Regions from separate parts of the Homo sapiens genome. Here regions 1 and 2 are each linked to region 3. A link is an interaction called in ENCODE POLR2A ChIA-PET data of the cell type or tissue named here. Cell type or tissue: GM12878. All regions are shown on one strand. Links, peaks and the distances in the headings refer to the core of each region. The heading gives the core; the rest is flanking DNA.

Evidence for each region. ChIA-PET counts read pairs that join two places held together with the same protein. Peaks named below come from ENCODE experiments on the same cell type or tissue, not always from the same donor. Only the 100,000 strongest peaks of a DNase experiment are listed, where the experiment ranks them.
Region 1: POLR2A ChIA-PET joins it to region 3 with 11 read pairs; 9 of 35 experiments call an interaction of 5 or more read pairs at or near these places.
Region 2: POLR2A ChIA-PET joins it to region 3 with 23 read pairs; 15 of 35 experiments call an interaction of 5 or more read pairs at or near these places.

The regions. Positions count from the first base shown.
Region 1 is chr7:121,363,198-121,371,200 of GRCh38, reverse strand. FAM3C (FAM3 metabolism regulating signaling molecule C) reads left to right here. Exons shown (of 10, transcript NM_014888.3): 6 at 7,013-7,071. Among named protein-coding and RNA genes, the nearest start is that of FAM3C, 29 kb to the left of the region's middle. In GM12878, for the core only: a CTCF peak has its summit at 4,179 (motif pointing left); DNase peaks (open chromatin) are centred at 1,570 and 4,210; H3K27ac peaks cover 319 bases.
Region 2 is chr7:121,379,439-121,387,441 of GRCh38, reverse strand. It overlaps FAM3C (FAM3 metabolism regulating signaling molecule C), which reads left to right. Exons shown (of 10, transcript NM_014888.3): 2 at 4,432-4,485. The coding sequence starts at 4,473. Among named protein-coding and RNA genes, the nearest start is that of FAM3C, 13 kb to the left of the region's middle. RefSeq lists a silencer at 1,945-2,142. In GM12878, for the core only: no CTCF peak of the experiment used is centred there; a DNase peak (open chromatin) is centred at 1,501; H3K4me3 peaks cover 1,227 bases; H3K27ac peaks cover 3,795 bases.
Region 3 is chr7:121,527,076-121,535,078 of GRCh38, reverse strand. No RefSeq gene overlaps it. Among named protein-coding and RNA genes, the nearest start is that of FAM3C, 130 kb to the right of the region's middle. In GM12878, for the core only: no CTCF peak of the experiment used is centred there; DNase peaks (open chromatin) are centred at 4,048 and 4,598; H3K27ac peaks cover 1,583 bases.

The sequences.
Region 1 (8,003 bases), core at 1,372-6,371, 160 kb after region 3:
TATTAATGGAAAGTGATTTCCATTTTTGTTATGTAGTTTTTTTCTCATGAATTCAAGGGACCTTAAAGTTCTTAAATTTTATATTAGAGAGTGACTAAGAACGTAACACTTATTCGGCTTTATAGAGATAAGAGATTTCCTCTGAGTAAATTCTCTAGATCTGCACTGTCCCATTTGCTAGCAACAGAACACATGTGGCTATTTAATTTTGATCCTTAAATATTAGGAAGAAAGTTAATTCACTTAAATTAACTAAAAAGTTCAGTTCCTTGGTATCTGTCACCGCAGTTCAGGTGTTCAGTGGCCACATGTGGTTCATGGTCACCAAATGGAACAGCAGAGAGAGCATTTTCATCGTGGCAGAAATCCTATTTGCAACATTGCCCTGGACAATGAATGTGTTCTCTTTATTTTAAATGAAATCCAACGTCTTTCATTTAAAATATTTGAGTGCTACTTGTTGAAGTGTGAAATGATCCAGTGATAACCTCAGTTCCATTGCAGCACAAACTGCTTGCCTCTAAGCTGAATGGTTTCCTATGTTGAGATGCTTTCTAAAGGATGGTTTTTAGGATTTTTGATATCCTACCTCAGTGTCAACTGTTGCTCGCAAGTTCCTGCTGCTGAAATTGCAAATCCTACTTTTAGTTGGTTGCTTTTAATATGCTATTGCCTAGAAAACTAGACATGGGGGCTTATTTAAATTTAATATAAAATAATAAATTTGTCACGAATTATATAGAATAAAGAGATAATTTTATAGCAAAGAGGAGACCTAGGCAGCTTTTCCTAGCTGTTTATGTGCCTCTTCTTTTTAATATTGAAGCTCTTAAATTTTTATCCTAGCCTCTTTTGCAGGCAGTTAGCTGTAAGAAGTTTATTGAGCTTCATGGGACAACACTTTTCTTGTAAAATTAAGGGCTTGAGCTAGATGATCATTAAGGTCTGTACTGATTTCCTTTATTTTCCCGTATTCTAATGATGATTTATTGTTAATCCATTTGTCTTCTGATTTCTCATTAGAATAGTCCTGTTTTACTGATGCATAATAAGGCACTTGCATTTTAGAAGTTTGTAGGTTTTTGAAAACATTCTCATTTCCACTCTTTATCTTGTTTGGTTAAATAGACCCCAAATTTGATTCTAAATCACAGGAACAAAGTTCTTTTAGAATACCTAACCCATGGATGATTTTGGACATCTATTCTGCCCCCTTGATGCATGTGAATTTTAGTTCAGAGAAGAAGAGATCAGACTGTTTACTAGCAGGTTTTTTATTCACAGATTAAAACCGTAAACAACAAAACACACTCAGAAAAAAAGCTCAACTGTTTACCCACATCCTGACCCTTATTCACTTCTCTCCAGATCTTCCTGATCTTGGGGCCTTAGAGTATACTCTTCTGTCTAGGATGGTCTTTCCTCACTCTTCACTTGGCTGTCTTCCTTCTTGACCTTTGGTTCTCAGAGTACACATCACTGTCTTAGAAGCTGTTCTCTATCCCTCAGCCTAATGTTGAACAGCTAAAGATCTAAGGTCAGAAAGCGAACAGTGCATAGACAGTGGAGCTTGGTAAAATACATACTGGGCTTAGAGCCAGAGAATTTGCTTCTAGCATGGTGGGCGTGTCATGTAGCATTTGTGTTTCAGTTTCTTTAACCATTAAATGAGGCAGGCCACCTATCCATCCTTATTTCAGGAACCATTCTGCCATTACCATGAGAGATTAAATACTTGGTGGGATTTTATACCCAAGCCTCAGGTTAAAGTCCAAAGAAAGAGTCTTAAGTTTTCTGAGAGTCATTTATTCACCTGTTCAGCAAGTATTTTTGAGCATAATCCCTCCTGTCATGGAACTTACAGTTTAGTAGGGGTGACAGATGCTTAAAAAAAATACGTACTTATAAATTGTGACACCAGGCTGGGCGTGGTGGCTCATGCCTGTAATCCCAGCACTTTGGGAGGTCGAAGCGGGTGGATCACCTGAGGTCAGGAGTCTGAGACCAGCCTGGCCAACATGGTGAAACCCCGTCTTTACTAAAATACAAAAGTTAGCCGGGCGTGGTGGCACATGGGCCTGTAATCCTAGCTACTTGGGAGGCTGAGGCACGAGAATCTCTTGAACCCAGGAGATGGAGGTTGCAGTGGGCCAAGATCGCACCACTGCACTGCAGCCTGGGTGGGCGGCAGAGCGAGACTTTGTCTCAAAAAAAAAAAAAAAAAAAAACAACAACAACAACAAAAAATGAACAAACAAATTGTGATACCAGCCCTGCAGGGCAGCAGGGTGTGATGAGTACTGGCGAGAGTGGATGGAAAGAGGTGTCTAACTTTTAGATTGAGGGTTATGGAACAGTTTCTAAGACAGTGATGTGTATTCTGAGATCTGAGGGATAGAAAGGAAGACCATCCTTGGTCTTCGAGCAGGAGGAAGAAGCCTGCTCGAAGGCCCTAAGATTGGATAGCTCTGGAGAGAAGTGAATTAGGGCCAGGCTGCATAGGAACTTGTAGGCCACGCAGGTAAAGGGTTGAGACTTTTTTCTGAGTGTATTGAGAACTTGTGGAAGGATTTCAAATTCTGGCATGTCGTGATTTTATTTATATTGAAAAAAGTTATCTGGTTGCTGTGTAAAATAATTAAGGAAGTGGAATAGAGAGGACAATTGGAAGGCCATTGCCAGTTACTGCCACAGCACTTTCATACTGCCTCCCTGTTGGTAACAGACTTTATTGCTTATACATTCACTAAAATCTATAAGTAGATAATAAAAATAACACAAGCAGAGAATTTAGTCTTTTCACAGCACCTGCTCTGAGTACATGTAACTCACTTTGGAGACTACTAATCTTGGATCAGTGTGTCTCAATGGGGGCAGTTTTGCTTTCCAGGGAACATTGTAATTTTGGGTTGTCATAGCTTTGGAGGTACTCCTTGTAGAGGCCAGAGATGCTGTTAAACATCTTTCAGTGCATAGGTCAGCTCATCCACAAGAATTATCAGGCTCTTAAAATGAGAGGCTGGGTTTGAGAAACTCTGATACAGACAGGTGATAATTACAATTAGGATGGTGGTCATAAGTAGTTGAAGTCAAAATACATTATGCTGATAAAGATGTGTTTTAAATGTCTCATTAGTTAGAAAATCGCAGGTATGAACCTCAGGTCTCAGGAAAAACAGTAATTGCAGCTTTTTTTTTTCCTTTACTTTTTCTTTTTTCTTTTCTTTTTTACCTAGAGACAGGGTCTCATTCTGTTGCCCAGGCTGGAGTACAGTGACGCAATTTTAGGTCACTGCAACTTTGAATGCCTGGACTCAAGCGATCTTCCCACCTCCACCTCCTGAGTAGCTGGGACTACAGGCGCATACCACCACATGCAGCTAATTTTTCTATTTTTGTGGAAATGGGGTCCCATTGTGTTGCCCAAGGTGGTCTTGAAGTCTTGGGTTCAAGCAGTCTTCCCACCTCAGCCTCCCAAAGTGCTGGGATTACAGGTTTTTTCTTTCTCGTTAGAGCACCCATAGAACTAACTTATGTTCCAATTATAATTTTCATCTAAGGCATATATTCATTTGATTTCAATTTGTATGAATTTGATATTAGGAATAATTCATTACTTTTGATTTTAATGGTAATGTTTGCTGCAAGAATATGAGATTATTTTGAGGGATTTTTTTTTAACAAGGGATCAATGTTTTTGGCTATGAGGGCAAAGAGGTAAAATCAAGGTTATTATGTATGTACTTACATAATCATTTAAAATGTAACCATTTAAAAATGTAAAAACTATTCTAAGCTCATGAGTAGTAAAACAAATCAAAAAACCAGTTGGCAGGATTTGGCTCGTGAGCTATAGTTTGCCAAGCCCTGCTTTAAACTAACCATCTTAAGAGATAATAACTAATAACTAGGACATGAAGTAGCTATTTGAAACAAATCTATATTTGGATATATTGAGTATTTCTACAGATGATATAATCATTTCCTTTAGAATTTTGCCTAGAGATGTGGGAAGGGGTACCTTATATTCATGAAGGATAAAAGAAAATATTTCAACTTGTGTTAGTAAGGGTTACTAACCTTTATACATTTTAAATCTCAGTGGATTTTTTATTTGTTAGAGATTTTCTGTTTGAATTTCAGTTTTTAAAAATTGATAAGCTGCTGCCCTCTTGTGGGAAGCCTATGTCATTGTGCTTCTTTGTTACCTTTATTTCTTTGCTTTATGATAGATTTCAGTCTGTAAAATGCCACATCATACTCCTTGATGATCTTTACTTGGAAAAGTCACTCTGGCACTTAACCCGTTAATCACAGCAGTTACTTCTTAATGATGGAGTTTACTTATTGAATGTATTTCTGAAAGAAACAGAACAGTACATTTTGAAACTTCCTTCTCTTTGATGCAGCTGAGCCAATGGTTAAGTAGTAAAGCATAGAACCTTTTAAATGTATATGCTCCAAGCTAGTACTTTTAAACAGCTTTGAGATATAATTCACATGCCGTCCATTTTGCTCATTTATATTATACAGTCAGTGGTTTATTATATTCACAGATATATGCAATCTCTGCCACAGTCAATTTTAGAAAATTTTTATACCTCAAAAAGAAACCCTGTACCCCTTAGCTAATATCCTTCTATGCCTTTCTTGTCCTGCCCCACTTCCCCACCCCCAAACCCTAAGTTAACCATTAGTTTCCTTTCTGTCTTTATAGATTTGCCTATTTTGGACAGTTCATATAAGTGGTATATAATATTTGGTCTTTTGTGATTGGCTTCTTACCATAATGTTTTCAGGCTTCCTCCATGTTATATCATGTATCAGAACTTCATTCCTTTTATGTCTGAACGATATTCCATTGTATGGATATACCACATTTTGTTTACTCATTCATTAGTTGGTAGACATTTGAGTTGTTTCCACTTTTTAACTATAATGAGTAACATTTACAGAAACATTTATGTACACATTTTATGTGGACATATGTTTTGATTTCTTTATACTCCCAGGGAGTGGATTTTGTTTTAGGTGGTAACTCTGTTTAATTATTTGAGGAACTGCCAGATAGTTTTCCAAAGTGGCTGCATCTGTTTGCATTTCCGCCAGCAGTGTATGAAGGTTCCAATTTCTCCACATCCTTGCCAACACTTGTTATTATCTGACTTACTGATTATAGCCAGCCTAGTAGATGTGAAGTGAAATCTCATTTGCATTTCCCTGATGATTAGTGGTGTCTAGCATGTTTTTGTGTGCTTATTGGCCATTTGTATATCTTCTGTGGAGAAATGTCTGTTGAAACCCTTTGCCCATTGATAAATTGGGTTGTTTCTTTATAATTGAATTGTAATTTCTCTTTTGATTAATGTTTGCATGATATGTCTCTTTCTACCCTTTTACTTTCCACTGCCTATATAATTATATTTAAAGTGAGTTTCTTGTAGACAGTGTGTAGTTGGTTCCTGTTTTAATTCACTTTGCCAATTTCTGTCTTTATTTGGTATGTTGAAACTATTTTCATTTATTATAATTATTAATATATGAGGGTTTAAGTCTATTTTATTATTTGTTTTCATTTTCTCATTTTCCTGCCTTCCTATGAGTTACATAAACATTTTAAAAAAGTGTTTCTTTTGATTTATTTATAGTGTTTTTGAATGTATCTCCCTATAGCTTCTTTAGTGCTTTCTCTCTTTACACAAAAAGTTTGCAGACTCAAGTTCTAGACTTGAGGTGAGGGAGAAAATATTACACAGATTAAATTGAAAAATATGTCCTATCTATATCTATTATATGGTGGATAGCACCAAAAATGTAGGAAGTAGTCTTCCAATATTTAAAACTTATTATCTGATTCAGTCATCATTGACAGGCAAGTGGAATTTGAACATGAATCTCCATTATTTGTTTTTCTTTATTTTATCTTATTAACATAGATCCAACGTTTGTTAGAACTGAGCTCATTCATCAATTGCAACCATAGTTCAGCTGCAGATGTGAATTGTTTGAAAAATCAACTAAAATACTCTGTGAGAATCGACTGAGATTTATAATAAAGTACATCGTAGATTTTATTTATGAAATTGTGTGCTATACATCTTTTAGTAGTTTATAATAAATTGTGTACCTATGTGTATATATAATTCTGTCTATATAAGGACAAGTGTGTGCACGTGTAGTCACATATGTGCATATTGCCTCTCTCTCCTAAACACAGAGCAGTTGTTAAATAGTTAACAGCACACCACTGGGAGTATTACTATTACCTTGAAGTTTTGAGTTAAAAGAACTCACAATTTTAGTTTAATAATTCTAATTTGAGCAATTGAACAAACTGAACTGATAACCAGCAAATTTGTCACTGGTACCTTCCATTTTACAGTGTCATTGTCTTTATATAGTGGTCTGTGAGCTGCCCATGGAAGTCGATTATTTCAGGTAGTCACCACGTAAGTGACTGTCATTCAATGCAGTGATTTCATGAGTGCAATATTTCTTAGTGTAGACGAACTTTACAGTGATAATCACTAGGAGAATGTTCACAATTAGGTAAAACATTCATGAAAGAGTGCTCCCCCACTCTGTTTGCTTTTAGATTTAAATGATGGGGGTAGTATCTCGCTTCTGTTTCATGTCACGCTGGTATTGAAGAGAGCAGAAAAGAGATTATCTTTTGTTTGATACCTTAAGAATGATGCAGAACATATGCTTAATGTCCATGTTTTAAGAATAATCTGAAGCAGTGTAGCACAAAAATGGTCTATTATTTCAGGCCTAATATTTTTTAATATGTATTTCTATTTGTGAAATATTATTTAAGGACATTGCTTTAAAATTATTCAGTATTAGACTGTCTTCTCTGACTTAGTAGAGATCTTTTTAATTTCCTCCGCAGCACTGAACAATTGAAAATATGTATAATATTCCTAACTTTTTTTGCAAGACTTTATTTTTCTGATATGTTATTGTACAATATTTAATTCTAAATTTATTTCAATTTCTCCCCCTTCAGTTTAATGAGTGGTGTTAAGAATAATGTTGGAAGAGGGATCAATGTTGCCTTGGCAAATGGTAAGAACAATTATTTTAGCTTATGGATGTAATCATTGGGTATTTTTCTGTCCCAAAGTAAAATGCACTATCAGAGGATCAGGTTAGAAAGTACTGCTCTTGATGATAAAGCCCTCTGTCCCATCCCTGCCCTGCAAAAAATCTATGGGTGGAGACTTGGTGTCTAAGAATTTATAGCGTGTTTCTTGAAAGTATCCTAACTTGCTATGCAAGAGCTTCCATGAGATTGTCAGAAACCAAGCAGTCTAACATCACATTGATAAAATCTTGCTTCAAATTTTGGAATCCTAACATAATAGGAAGATAGGTTGACAGGATTAAAGGCGTATGAAATGACAAAGGATGGTGTAGGGGGAGGAACAAAGAATAAGAATGTATTGTAATTTTTCATTATCAGCCACATTCTTCTGATAGCTTAATTAGTATGAATAAGTTGATTGAATCCTGAACATCTCAAATTTTCCTTCAAAATCAAATCTGAAAACATAAAACCATAAAGTGAGGCCTAACTGCATATTGATCCTCTCTGTTCTGGTACAATAAGTATTCCATAAAGCTATGTAGGATGGTTATAAGATATATAGGATGGTTAGAAACCACTGTAGTTTCATAGTGTAGAAAAATATATTTTACTACTTTCACAGCAAGAGGTAAATTTTTGTTCTTCTGCTTTCTTCATTTCCTTAGGTAAAAGGTTCAACATCTGTCTATTTCATTAATAGCAAAAAATACATTTTATAGGGCAAGTTAATGTAAGTTTTATTGTAAAAACTGATTTAATGTAGAAAATGGCATCTGATTCAAGGAGATACTTCTTTTTTGTAAAAGGTTTACTTTTGAGTAATTTTAAAATAAGAGAATATGGAAACAACGATGAAATATATCTAACCGAATTGGAATGGTCTACAGTCAGTAATGAACTTCTATTTATC
Region 2 (8,003 bases), core at 1,372-6,371, 150 kb after region 3:
ATCTGTAGTAGTACTTCTAAGAGGACCTGTCAAAGCCATGTGGAAGTTGTATGTCCTACACGTAGCCCAGCAAAAAAAGTTGGACTGTTAGAGCCTGGTTGGGAAAGATGTTTATTCCTTTATTTTTAAATTTTATATTTTTATTTCTTTTTATTAGGGGTTGACAAAGTACAACCCCTAGGCCTGTATGGCCCACAAGCCAAAACTGGTTTTCACATTTTTAAGTGGGTTGAAAAAAAATCAAAAGAATAATTTTGTGACACATGAACATTTTATGAAATTTAAATTTCAGTGTCTATAAAGAAAGCTTTATTAGAATATAATTAGACTCATTCGTTCACATGTTGGCTATGGTTGCTTTCTAGCTACAACTGCAGAGTGGCGTAATTGCAGTAGAGATTGTATGGTCCATAAAGCCTAAAAATATTTACCATCTGGCCCTTTTATAGAAAGAGTTTGCCAACAGTTGCCCTGTTTTACTCACATAAAAGTAGTTATTTATAGCAAACACAGTATTTTTTAAAAAATACCATGCTTTTGTTTGTAAATGCAACATCGGAGTAACCTACCCTAGTGACTCTTTGAGTTGTAGCATTCTTTTGATTTTAGTATTATCTCATTTTTCTCTTTTACTTTAAATGCTCTGGGGATAAAAATTTAATTTTTTACATTCTGTTCTTGAGGGGGTCTGTATTAGTCTGAGTTCTATAGAAAAACAGAACCAATTACATATATATATATATATATATGTGTGCGTGTGTGTGTGTATGTATAGATATAGCTCTAGATATATAGACATATATTCCTTATAATACATGTGGAGATAGCTTCATTTATATACAGGTATATGATTTGTATGTGCGTGTTTGTGTGTGTGTGTGTATATGTTTATTATAAGGGATTGGCTCATGAGATTATGAATGCTGAGAAGTCCAAGATCTGACAAGTTGGCAAGCTCTGACAGTCCAGGAGAATGAATGGTATAGTCTGGTCTGAGTCTGAAGGCATTGTCTCAGTTTAAAGATAGGCAAAGAAGGCGAATTCTCCCTTACTTATTAGAATCCCTTATTATTAGAATCATGGGAACTTTCTAAGTTGGTTGGGTTAAAATTGTCATTTGTCCAGCACTGAGTTGAAGTAGGATTGAATTGAATGATAGTTTCTCTATTTGTAGAGGATAACTTGTGGTATTTTCCTGTGGTTTAATTAAGTGCTGTTTGTTAATATTAAGTAGGTACATCAAAGGGTGTATTTGTACGTTTAATTTTCTTGTATCATTTCCATTTCAAGGAGGGGTTCCAATACCCAAGCTTAGTCATTTTGCCATACTGTTGAATTGCTGGAGTGGGTAGTTTGTAGCAATTCCCAAAGCAGTTTGCAAAAGCCAAGTTGATTGGCATGACATTTTGTCAACAAGCCTCTTATATTAGAGTGTGTCAGTGAACAGCTGGAGTGAAAAGGAAGTGGATTTGTTTGTAGCGTGAGCTTCTTACTTACCCTTCATGTGACCCTAGAGAAATCCCCTGATCTCATATATGCTGCTGTTTTAATGCCCCCAGCAACTAGAGGCTGGTGGGAAGATTACATAAAATAAGGGTGTGTGTGAATTGCACTGACATAAGTATGTATTCATACTTGGTTTATGTTAACTGGCAAGAAATCCCCCTCCTGGTAAATAATTTTTTATGACAATTTTGTCAATATAGAGTGATGTTTCTGTGGTTTATGTGATTTAGTCCACTTCCCAAGGAAATAATGGAAGTATCACTTGACCTTTGATTTTACTCTGTTGTTCCTGAAGTTAATTTATTCTAGAACAATGACTCCTTATTCACATAGTAGCTTGATTTCTACCTGAGTAATAAAACTTCACTAAATTAGATCAGAGTAGATAGTGGGGCCAAAGGAATGTTTAAATTGTCAACCATGTAAAGAAGTTTAGTACGTCCATCTGAGGCCCTAGTTCAGGCGCTCTTTCCAGCTGCAGTGTTTCATTGTCCAGCGACATTGTGGTGGCTGTCCTTGCTGTTGAATCTCAGGTGATTATGAACCTTACATATTAGCAACTGGATTTGGTTCAGTGACATATATTTATCAAAAACACTAAAACAAATTTTGGCCTATGTAACACTTTTTGGAGCAAATGTATAAATGTACTAAGTTGAGTTTTGGGGTTTTTTTTCCATCCTAAAAATATCCTTCTGTGACTCATTTTCTGGTTTTGGTAAGTGGCTCTAATATCTATATTTCTACCTTTTAATGAACATACTTATATATAAGCCCTTTCGCCTGTTGCCTCTAGATTTAGAGTTCTGAATTTCTAGCAAAGGCCTTTTTCTCCCTTTACTATTGTGCTCCTTTTCTCTGGACCTGTTCAATCCTTGTTTAATTATTGATGGTTTTCAGCCTGAAGTTTCCATTAAGTTTTTGCTTCCCTCACCCATACAAGATAATTGTATGTAAATATTTTCTTTGCTTTTACATGCCCCCTCTAAGAAGACAAATAGGAATGATTTAGAATTAGCACATTATCATCATACATAGATGCTCCTTGATTTGCTCTCAAATATATTCAATACTCCTATCCTGATGTAGATTCTTGAATCATTAATTTGCTTCTTAAGGAAATTAATTGAGGCATGTTATGGCTGAGATTTAATTTGATGAGATTTTAATTTAGAAATTTTACTAAATGTGAATTCTCTGAGACATTTTAATGGAAAACAGTTGTATTCAGCTAGACAATCATCATTGCTTATATTGTGGTCTTAGGGATGAGTTTAGAAACAGGTTTGTTGGGAGATACAAATGGGTGGCAGGTACATGCAGCATCCACTGCAAGGTGTGGCCTGAGCAGGCCATGGAAACAGTGAAATAGAACATCAAGTACCTGGTGCGTAACTGCTTATCACACTTTCAAAGAAATTTTCCTAGGTCACACTCAGATAAGAGTGAAGTTATTTTGGAAAATTAGCTGGCAGGAAAAGCATGTATATGTTATGAAAGCTGAGTTCAGTTTTGCCAGAAGCCAACAGAGGATTTATAACCAGTTGGGGTTTTCATTTAAAAAGCGGAGGTTTTTTTCTGCTTTTATGTGATGGTTTGTGGATACTTCAGTATCTTGTTTCCTTTTAGTATTTTCCTAGCCTGTGGCTAGGTAGTTGAAATAGATATATAACATTGACTTTTTCTATTACGTGGAAGCTGTTCAGATAATTAACAAAGGAAATCAATGACACACAACTCAGTTTAAGTGTTGTTTTTTCTTTAGGGTATGTTGTGCAGAAGAAAGAGAGCTAGCCTAAGAGCATTGGACTTTTGGGAGCTGTCCAGACTCCCCCGCCCCCCAGAACCCTGCTGAAGCCCACCTGCCTAGTCCAGTGAATAAAAAAAGTGCATGTCTCACTTCTTTTCAGTGTCCTTCAGAGATGTGCCATTATTACTATTTTCTTGACACATTCTGTGAATTACTAGATCAGGCAACAATATTGAAACATAAATATCAAAATACAATCTAAAATAGATATGTACTGCTGGCAAATGGGATTCATCCATCAAAATTTCCTTTTGAATTCCATTCCTTTACAATAGGTTGAGTTGACTGTGGAAGCTCTCCAGCTAAACTTGAATGTGGCTTTCTTATTAAACTTACTTATTTTTTCATTTTCTTTTCAAAATGTCACCTATTTTGAGTTATTTCTTAGGAGGAAAACACCCATGCACATACAGATTTTTTTCCAGCATCTGTTTCCTGTTGATCTTACAGTAATATCAAAGAACAGTTGATCCATTTGATGTATTAACATTACTCTGTCAATCATGATAATTGCTGGGATATTTAAAATTGCAGTTCTGTACTTCTTAACATATTATTTTACAAACTTAAATCGAAAAACATGAAGAGGTCCCTGGTATTGAAATCGGAAGCCCTTGCTGTAAATGCTTATGGTAGTGGCACTTGAATTATGTCATATCAAAAATGAAGTGGCATCATGTACTGGAGTGAGCCAGCTGACCTCAATTCCAGCCCCATGTCTACAAATAATTTGTTCCACAACTAGATAAGCAGCTTAACCTCTTTGGACATCATCTGCAAACTGAAGGTTTGGAGCTAAATATCAAAAGTTTCTTATAGATGCATAATCCATGAGAATAAGAAGGCATTCTCTTCTATTCACAAGCTTGATAACACACTTTTACTCTTTGGTCATTCAGTTAGCTGAAGACACAGCAGGGTAAGACAGACCCTCCTTGAGGTCTTATGGTCCAGTGGAAGACAGGCCCATTTTTTTTTTTTTTAATGCCAATGTTGGCATAATACTTAGAAATGTCATAAAATTTACTAGTTTATATGCCCCATTTCAAACTCAATCTAAGGAGGAATGTTTGCTCTAGAGCTAATGATATTTGCTTTTTGTTTTGATTTTTTAGGAGCATATTAATGAAAAGTGCCATAAACTGAAAAACCAAACATGAGGGTAGCAGGTAAGATATTTAATTTAGTAGAAGTAATTGTACTTTTTGTGTAACCTGTTTGTTAAAGAATAACTAAAGGAGAGGTTAAATAATCTTTATATTGAGAAGGTTAAACTGAAATAAACTAAATCATTCAGCCCTTTGTTTTTAGGTAGTTGGCAAATCACAAATTGGACATTTAGTCAGTATCACATAAATTTTTTTTTTTGTTCAAGTCTTTTGTTGAAATTACACATTGAGCTTCTTAAATCTGAAGATCTGAAATGCTCCAAAATCTAAAACTTTATGAGCAGCAACACATGATGCTCAAAGGAAATGCTCATTTGAGTATTTAGGTTTCAGATTTTCAGATTTGGGAAGTTCAGCTGGTAAGTATGATGCAAATATTCTAAAATCTGAAAAAAAAAAAAAAAAAACCTAAAGACTGTATATAATGCCCATATAAAGAATGGTTTGACAACCTAGGGAGGCTGATTTTTGTTTTTGCTATGTTCTAGCGTCTTGAGAAAAATGAGTTATAAAGTTTTAAAGTTTAAATGTCTCATATGTATGTACTTAAATTAAGATGTGTGTGAAGGATTCGATAAAATATGTGTTTTTGCTCAGTATTTGTTCAAGTTTAATCTGCATAGGTGAGTTTATGTGTAAGAACTTTAATCTGTTTATTAAGCAGCATATTGAGAAAATTGAAAAACACCATTAGATGTTCATAATATTAAGGTAGTTATATTTAAATATTCTAAAAAGACACGTTTATAAATAACTGGAGGGGCTGATGACCTCTTCCTGTGTAGTAAAAATAAGTCTGTTTTTCCCCACCCTTCCCATCAACCAAAGCCCTAGAAGAAATGCATACTTTACATGGAAATTTCTACTAAGCGTGTGCCCAACATAGGTAACTTGTAATTTCTCAAAATCAAGATAATTAGTCTTTTTCTTAATTGTCATCTCAGCAGCAAACCAATTATTTTCCTAAGGGAGCATCTCTTAGAAATGCCTAAAGTCAAGCTGGGTGAACAAACCAGTCTTCATACTGTGGTCATAATTGTGTAGAATCAGGCGCAATTGATTAAACATCATGATTATTAAACAAAGATAACTGAGGGCTGTTACAAATGCTTTTGTAGAAACTTGAAAAACTGAATCTCTTGTGAAATTATAAAGCAATTTTAAAAAAAGTAACGGTACAATTGTTCAAGAAAAATATTCTCAGAAACGAAGAACTTGTTTGTGGTCTAAATAAATGTGTTGCAATGTCTTTTTATGTTGCATGCGTGTGTGTGTGTGTGTGTGTGTGTGTGTGTGTGTGGATGTTCTTTGAGTACAGCAGGACTTACTATTTATGATGTCATGTCTCCAGATGATTTTTAAAGTACATTATTTAAGCATGGCAATTTGAAATAAAGTAAGTTTCTCTTTCTCACATAATTTTAAATTCATGTTATTTGAAATTAACTTTGTCATTTAGTCCATTTCTCTGGTTCTGACAATTCCCAGGTTAATTGATGAGTAATTATTCACTGAGTGCTTATTTTGTGTTTGGCACTGTTCCTAGTATAGGTCTTGAGGGAACTGCCTTGAATGAATGAATAAGGACAATTAGCTATTAATTTATTGCTTTTAACTAATTAATCTCTTCTAATTTTTTTAAAAAAATCTGATTGCTTTGAAATATCCTCATAGCCATTCTTCTTACAGTGAGGCATGAATGTCTGAAGTTTGTACTTCTTGGCTTGTGAAAAACTGGAGCACACTGATATTAGTGCAGTCTGTGACTAGGAGGAAGAGGGAATCTTATGGAAAGCTAAGAATGGGAATTGTGGTTGGTATGTTAGGCCCCATCAAGTCCAGAATGGGATGCTGGTCCTGGAGTCAGGCCAGCTTTGGGGGCGATCTCTGTAACAGAAGTTCCAGAACTCTAACCCCATGGAGACTGCTAGTTTCTCCACCTCTAACTTTTGTCTGCCTTAGAGCTTTTCTTTCCTCCTAGTTCCTCTGATGGTTCAGTGTAAGTGAACAGGTCTTGGTTTAAGACTCAATGTTGCCGCTGACTAGTTATGTGACCTTAGGCAAATGATGTAAAATTTTAGCCCTGTTTTCCTTATTTGTAAAAGGAAAATAATGCCTTGCAAAGTTATGCAAATGAGATTATACTTATAAAGCATTTAGTTCTACAGAAGACACTAAGTAAACGGTATATGTGAGTGTCATATATATATATATATATATATAAAATGTTTGTATATAGCTTTTTTAAAACTTTTAGGCTCAAGGGTACATGTACAGGTTCGTTATCTAGGTAAAATAAATTGAGTGTCACAGGGGCTTGGTGTACAGATTATTTCATCATCCAGGTAGTAAGCATAGTACCTGATAGGTAGTTTTTTGATCCTCATTCTCTTCCCACCCTCCACCCTCAAGTAGGCCCCAGAGTCTGTTTTTCCCTTCTTTATGTTTATATGTTCCCTTCTCAGTGTTTAGCTTTTGCTTATGAATGAGAACATGCACTATTTGGTTTTCTGTTCCTGTGTTAGTTTGCTTAGTGTAATGGCCTCCAGCTTCATCCATGCTGCTGTATATAGCTTTTTTTAATGTAGGCTTACATTTAGCTTGGTATAGAATTTAGAATGTTTGTGTTATCGTCTTGATATTTTAATTTTTCAGTTTTGAACAATGAAGTTTTCATATGACTGTTTTACAGGACAGGGAAAAGTTATCTCTGGTTGCATGTGCCTATGATTGCTAGAAAATAAGATGGTAAGACCATCATGTGACATGTAATTTTTGAGCTCTTGGTCTTAGTCTTAAATGATCAAGAAGGACTATGCCACCTGTTACCATTTATCTACTTAGCAAACAGTTGTTGATAGTATCAGTGTATACAGTGCACTTTGCTAGATCCTGGGGAGAAGAGTTCAAAGCCTAACAGAATTTTGCTCTCTTATGCACTAAAAATGTAGGCAACTTGTAAGTTGCTCTTGAAAATAGGAAGCAGATTTTGGAGGGGACAAGGTAGGAAATGGAAAAGGGAGGCAGGGATTGATTAGTATTATAGTTAGACTTCCTCATTGCTCTTTCATTTCTACATTAATAGTGTTTCTTTCGGATTTTTTAAGACTTTATTATTTTAAAGCAGTTTTAGGTTCACAGCTAATTTGAGAGGAAGATGCAGAGATTTTCTACATACTCCCTGTCCCGCTCCCCATGTAGTTATCAGTAGAGTGTTTCTATACAGAAATGAGTAGGCTGTGAGAAGCAGTAGCTCTCTGAGCATCATCAGTTCATTGAAGAGTCTGCGCACTTGGAGCTTTCCATGTAACTGTGTTATGAAGCATATGTGATAGGTACCAAATTATATCCTGCAGGAATGGAGAAGGCCTGTCTTAAGGTACTAAGGTATTAAGTATGAAGAGGAAGGCTTTGTTGATCGCCACACCAGGAGGGCTTATGTAGCTCCAGGAGATGTGTTGGTTAGTGATAGGACAATAAATCTGTAACATGTCACTTGAGAATTCCTCGCTTAGTGG
Region 3 (8,003 bases), core at 1,746-6,745:
AAAATCCTTAAATGTATTACAATCAAATTACTAAATACTAATGATACCCAGAAAATCTCAAAAGCAGACAGAGACAAAACTTATATTGCATGTGTGGAACAATAATAAGAATCATCACGGAACTCTCATCAGAAACAACATGGGCTAGAAGACAATGGAGTCACAACTTTAAAGTGTTGAAAGAGAAAACAGGATGTATAGTCAAAGAAAATATAATTCAAAAATGAAGACAAAATGAAAATATGTGCAGATAAAAGCTGAGAGAATTCACCACTAACAGACCAACATTACAAGATAAGTTGAATGAAATCCTTTAGGCTGAAAAAACATATGTATCTAAAACATGTAGCTAAAGAAACATGTATCTAAGGAAACGTGTCTAAAGGAAGGAATGAAGAACACACCAAATGGTTCGAATACAGGCAACTGTAACAGACCTTTTCCTTGCTTCTTAATTTTTAAAACACAATTGATTGTTCAAAGCAAAAAAATAATGATTGTATTTTGGTGGCCATAGCATATTTAGAAATAAAGTACATGAAAAAAATAAGAAGGAGGGAGTATATGAAAGTGTACTGTTGAAATATCTTACATATGAAGTGTGCAATGTTAATTCAATGTGGATTGTAATAAGTTAAAAGTGTTTATTTTAATCCTCAGTAAAACAAAGTTTTTTAAAAAATAGTTTTAGCTAAAATGCCAATAGAGAAGATACTACTAAATATACTCAGTAATTCAAGTCAAGAAAAGGAAGGGAGAAAAAGGAATGAATAAGAAATGAGACAAATAGAGAACAAACACCAAATGGTGGACTTGTGGCCAAATATATTAATAATTGTATTAAATATAAATAAAGATTTTATTGTCAAGATTGTCAGATTGAATGAAAAAGCAAGGCCAAATGATGTACTGTTTGTGGAAGATAAACTTTAGATATGAAAAAATATAAAAATGTATTATTACAGTTGGATACTTTAACATACCTCTCTCAGTAATCAATATAGTTAGGGACAACCAAATCAATTTATATATAGACAATTTGAACAGCACTATCAATCACCTTATCCTAGTTGATATTTATTGAATGCTATCCCCAAAATTAGAAGAATATATATATTTTTCAAGTTCTCACAGGTAAAAGTATACATTAAATTCTTGTATTAGTAAAGAAGAAAGGTCACAATCAGTTATGTAAACTTCTACCTAAAGAAAATTTAAAAAAGAAGAACAAATTAAACCCAAAGTAAGCAGAAGTAATGAATAATAAAGATAGGGGTAGGAATCAGTGAAGTAGGAAACAGAAGAACAATAAAGAAAGCCAATGAAGCTGAAAGCTGGTTCTTTGAAAATACCAGTATCATTGATAAACCTCTAATCAAACTGAACAAAGAGAGACAGGGAGGAAGAAAGAAAGAAAGTCAGCACACAAATTCACATTTTCAGGAAAGAAAGGAGGAGGCCTGGCACAGTGGCTCACACCTGTAATCCCAGCACTTTGGGAGGCCAAGGTGGGTGGATCTCTTGAGGTCAGGCGTTTGAGACCAGCCTGGCCAACATGGTGAAACCCCATCTCCACTAAAAATACAAAAAATAGCCAGGCGTGGTAGTGAGTGCCTGTAGTCCCTCTTACTCAGGAGGCTGAGGCAAGAGGATCACTTGAACCTAGGAGGCGGAGATTGTGGTGAACCAAGATCGTGCCACTGCACTCCAGACTGGGCAAGAGAGCGAGACTCTGTCTCAATTAAAAAATTAAAAGAAATAAAACCTTTAGGAAGAAATATCAAGTTTACACAGACTTGTAGACAAATAGAGGAGGAAAAGTCACTTTCCAATTCATATTATGGGGAAAGAGTAACCTTGATACTAAAACTATATATGGACATTACGAAAAAGGAAATTAGAAACCAATAGCACTCATAAACATAAGCATAAAAATATATTTCCAAACCAAATTCATTAATTTATAAAAAGAATAATACAATGTATCTAATTATGGTTTAATTCAGTAATACAAGATTGATGTGATAGTTTAAAAATGTAACACATTAACAAGTTAAAGAAAAATCATGTGAGCATTTCGATAGATGCCAAAAATGTGTTTGACAAAATTCAATATCAATTAAAAATTGTTTTAAAACTCCCAGCTAACTCTAAATAGAGAGAGTTTCCAATCTGTTCAAAGGCATTTGCAAATAAACAAAACCCCTAAAAGCATAGAAAACATTTATACCTAACTGTGAAAGGATACTTCCCTTTCAGTATTGGATACAAGGAAAGGATGGCCACTCCAACCACTTATATTGAGTGTTAGACTTTAGAGACTCACTATGGTATAGCGCGGGGCTCTCTCTCTGCTTGGAGTACTTCTGTAATGCATCTAGCCTGCTGACCCAGGTAGGCCTTTGTCTGCTGAAACTTTAGCCAATGTGCATTCAGAACATCTATACCTACCCCCTAATGTGGAATAATGAGACTTCAGGGGACTCCATATAATGCACTACTTCTCTGTTTTTAGGTTATCCCCAATAAAACCTATATTATATCTGTATTTTGTTTGTGATACGTTTGCGTGGATACTGAATATATCCTGGAATTTATTCATACATATTTTAAACAAACATATTCTAAATGATGTTTATGAAAATTTATTACATGTATTATTTTTAGTAATAACAAAATATCAAAAATAAATAACTGCTCAGTAATAGAGTGCTGGTTAAATAAAGTAGGTATATCCAACAAATAGAGTGTTAGTCATAAAAAATCAAGAAATTCATTGTGTAACATGTAATGATCTCCAAGATACAATCGTAAGTGAAAGAACAATGCAAAGAAAACTATATAATTGAAAAATAAGGGATAGAGATAGGCAGATAGATATGTATTTATTTGTATATGCATAACATATCTCTGTAAGGATAAACAAAAGGAGTTCAGTATTAGTTAATTCTAGAGCAGGGAATTTGTTGCCAGAGTAACAATATGGAAGGGAGATTTTTGTTATACCTTTTCTTCCTTTCGAATGTTGAACCATCTTAACGTATTAACTAACCCAAAATGAAATCCAGTTTAAATTTAAAAAAATCTCGTTGCTGTGAATCACAGTAACATTTAGTTCTGTCCATGTAGTTCTATACCTAGCACATGGGATATCTCCTGCTGTTATGCATAAGATAGGTTGAAATGTGATAATGGGATTAGAATCTAGACAAGGGGATAGGATAGTGCAGACACAGATGATGACAATGAATGTTATGTGCCAAGTTCCACGACACAGTAAAAAAAATCTTTAATTTATATGAGTCAGACTTGAAGTCTCTTATGTGCAAAGCTGTGCTGAAAAGACATGTCGTAGGGACAGTTCTACAACCCCACCTTTCTTCCCTTGCCGCTACATGCCTGTCTTCCTGCTTAATCCTGCTGCCATGTAAAAACAGCTGCCTCTCACTTGTCCCCCACTTGACCTTATTTTATCTGATGCTTTAAAATCCCATTTCACGCAGTCAAAGCTAGCAAAGAAGATAAAGCAGGATTTAGAAGAAGATGGATAATAGAAGGGAAAGGAAGAAAAGCTTTCCTGTGATAAAAATCTGGAAATCTAACCACCAAATTGTAACGTAATTTATATGGGAAAATTCATTTTTGTTTTCTACACAACCAGAACATCAATAAAACACTTTGAAAGGTAACCTGTTTGTAAATTGAGGAACTTCTATGCTTATACTTCCACATGGAGGCATGAAGACTGAGTCACAACGGCAAAAAAAAAAAAAAAACTCCTCAAGATTGATACTTAGACCCATTTAGCAAGGAGGCCTTCTTTTTCTTGAAAATAAATATTATATTGAATTCCATTTACGTATAGTTAATGCTGGCCAGTTTGTGGAGATTGTGGAAAAGCAAAAAAAAAAAAAAAAATGTTAGCACAGGCTTCAAGGGACAATTCTAAAGACCTTCAAGACAGTGACTTCAAGTAGCTTTTTTCCCTCATCTATCACTGACACAAAAATATGTGAAACAGATGGTGGTTCTTGGCTATATATAGTTTTTGTTGAAACTTGTTAAAAACAGTTTGGATCATGATTAAGAAATCTTACCACCTCTTAGCTGAAACATACCCCAAGGTTTTTCTTAGAAGGTGTTAGAAAGGCAGCTGATGATTATAGTCAATGTTTCCTTCTTCTACAAATAAAAAAAAATCTAAAACCACCAATGGCCTTCTGGATACAAGCAAATAAATACACAAAATCAAAGACAACTGGGAGATGTTCATAACTAGTCTAGTTTTTTTATTGAATAAACAGCTGTACTTTGGGTTATTGACATACATATACATTATATGAACTCTTACTTTGACTTAACTTTTTTCTTGCATGAGTCATTGTAGTCATTAGACTGTTTACTGTTTCCTGTTTTGCCCTCCTGGGTGCTGAGTAGATTGACACGTCTTTGCTCCCTTGTGTTTGAATGGGGCTGTGTGATTCATTTGAGCCAGAGAGTTGTGAACAGTGTGTGGTGTGGCTCCCCTGGGCCTGTGCACTTAAGTACCAATGCCAGACCGCAAAAAATTTTTTGTTCCTTTGTCACATTAACCAGAAACAAGTAAGATAGTGGCCACTCTTGCAGCTGAGTTCCTTGACTGACCACAAGAAGCAAAGTTTCATTACCGAACTGTCGTGGACATGCATCAGGAGTGAGAAATAAAGCTGTATTGTTTTAAGCCCTGAAAGTTTTTAGTTTGTTTATTACTGTAGTGTAATCTAGCTTACCCTGACTGATACAGATCATGCTGAAGTCACTGGCAATAAAGCAACAGCCAATGACTTGCCAATGGAAAGGCAGAGAAAAGGAAGGTCTATTCCCAGAGAGAGCATTGCTTTTTCCACGTGAAACAGGACAAAAAAGCAAACAAACAACAAAACAAAAAACAAGTATTCCCAGGCATATATCTGCAATGCTACAGCTGTCCTTTAAGAATGACTCTCTTAATTATGCTCTCGTGATTGCCAAAACATAGAAGCCACTGGAACGAATTTGAGTAAAAAGGATTATGGGATCATTAGGATCTCATAAGTGAAGAAAATCTTAGGAGGTGGAGGAAAAAAACATTAAAAGAAAAACACGTAAGAAAATTAGAGAACCAGTTCAGGAAGTTGACTGGGATTTCTACAAGAAAGAAAAATGAAGGAGATAAATTAGGAATTAAATATAGTTTTCTAGAAATGAAGTTTTTAAAATTTCAGATTGAAAAAAATCCACTGAATTCTCTGCATAAAGATTGAAACCTAACAAGATACACCATGCTGAAATATCAGAATACTGGTGACCACGAGAGGATTCTAAAAAGTCTAGGAGAAACAGGGGTAGGAAGAAAGAAACTGAGAGAGAGGAAAAAGAAAGAAAGGAATGAAGGAAGGAGAAGAGAGAAAGGGAGAAGAAGAGAGGGAGGGAGGAAGGATGGAAGGAAAAAAGAAAGGAAGGAAGGAAGGAAGGAAGATTTCTGACAAAGCATCAATAATCATAATGCATTCTGTATTAGGATGGCATTAGGTGTTGTGTAAAATAGAATCAAACTATAAAATAGCTCAAACATATTAGTTTATTTCTTGTTCAGGTAAAAATCCAAAGTTTCTAGTTAATGGGCAGTTTTTATTTAGTACATCAGGGACTAAGGAACTTTCTTATATTGGGGGTTTCTGTTCTCTAGAATGTCATTATCACCACATTCAGCTGGAAAAATGGTGGGGGGAAGTATGTAGGAAACGTATTATTTTCTTAAAGCCTTTGATCAAGAAGAAAACACGTCACTTTTACTAAAACTGCATTAATACCAGAGCAATCATAACTATAAGCAAGGCTGAAAAAATGCAGCATTGTTGTGCAACATGGAATAAGAGGGACAGGATTTTTAGTGACTAGCCAGCAGTGTAGAGGGAGTAAGAAGGCCCAGTGAGTTCACTAGCAGTAAAGAGGGCTGGTTTCCTTTAGGATCTAAGAAAATAAAATGATGCTTCTGTGCAGGTGTGCAACTGTGCAATAAAAAGAGCATCAAATAGTAAAAGTTTGCGATGCTTGCTTGGAACTGAATCATTTTGATATGACTAATTAGGAAATATGGCTTCATGTGTATTATTATACTGGCACCTGCTGGGTGATATAAATTTGGTGGGTCTCTTTAGGGATATGTTGGCAATACTCCCTTTCTTGGAAAATGCTTAAGGAAGCTTCAGCTGGAAAGGAGACTCTCATGGGGATCCTGAGACACATGAGATTCTGGTTACCATCTTTGCATCTTTTTCTATCAAACAAACCACACTCTACAGCAATATCTGGAGTAGTGCTTCTGTCCTGTGACAAGAGTGGAGAATTATCTTCACATTTTCACCTGGAATGTATTTCTACCCTACAATTTAGTACTCTGCCAAATTACCAATTACACATGAGAATAGAATAAAGACATTTCCACATATGCAGTTTCAAAACTTTTTCTACCCATTGGCCCTTTCTCAGAGATATTTTGGAGGATGTTTTCTACCAAATTGAGGGAGTACGCCAAGAAAGAGGAAGACATAGGACACAGAAAATGGCTGATCCCTTCCAAGAGATAAAGAGAATTCCCAGGACGTCTGCTATTAAAAAGCCTCTGAAAGAAATATCTCTCAAGAAAGGAAATCAGTATATTTCTGGGTGTGTTTAAATGGTTGACATAAGATTTACACATCTAGAGGAGGAAAATTAGTGACAAGTAAGTGGAAGTTCATAGAACAAAAAATGGCACAAAATAAATCTCTAGTACAGACAATTGCTATTCTTCCTCCTTTCTTCTCTTCTCCCCACACATTCCTCCTTTTGTCCTCTTTCAATTGCTCCATCCTCCTCCTCTCTTTCTTACATCCTTCACTTTCTGCTGTATTCTTCAAATAATTTGAGATGCTTTATATGACATACATGCAAACACTAAAGGATAAAACAAAAACTGAGAAAGTTGGAGTAAAGGGGAACAATAAGTGCAAAAAACAATTAAATAAAACTAATTATTACCTCAGCCATGCAGAGGTAGAAAGTAGGAATTGGGAAGGCTTGCAAACAAGTCTCGCCAGAAAGTTCCAATGCCTATACCAGTTGTTTATTGAGGGTGTCCATTTTATTTTCTGTGACGATCACCTCATAATCAGAAAGAATGAGCCCAGGAGTGAGATTGGAGTTGGTCTTATTGCAGGTGAATGAGGAGCCTGTGGCCATCAGGCATGAAGTGAGATCCCCTCCTCTACACAATGCCAAGTTCTCTGTAAGGATCAAGAACCTTAGCAGCAGCTGAGAAAAGGGTCAATAAATATGTTTTAATCAGTAACATCTATATTTTATATGAAAATATAAATACACATGTGTTTTATTATTTTATACTTTGTCTAACTGGTGACATTTTGAGAGGTATTTATATTTCTCCATCTCAAATGTTTGTCAGTGATTTTGCTTATGATATATTCCTACAGGATGTATTTGGATTGATTGTGATATATATTAAATACATATATAAGAACATCAAGTTCAATGATATAATCATATAAAATAAGATAAGAAAAATGTGGTGCTCATTCTTAGCTCACAGGGTCTCATGGCTCATTTGCCCTTTTGTTAAATTAAAGGCAACACAGTCCAGTGAATTGTGCATAGACATGATAACCAACATCCTTGAATGAAAATCTTTGCTCTAAAAATTAATAAATATATTACTTTCAATTTTTTAAGGAAGGAGCTTAGGTTGTTTGAGCCTCAGTTTCCTTCCCTATAGAAGTAGGGATGATGACAGCAATCCCTATGAGTTTCTGTAATGATAAAAAGAGAACACTGACCTCTAGATGGGCACAGAAAAAATGGTAGTTATTATATCCATGGAAATGCTAAACACTCTCCACCCTCTGTCTTCTATCTTTCCCATGCATATTTAATAAGAATACTTCTTTTGTACCTGAAATGTACATTTTTAAATGTCCAAATTCATT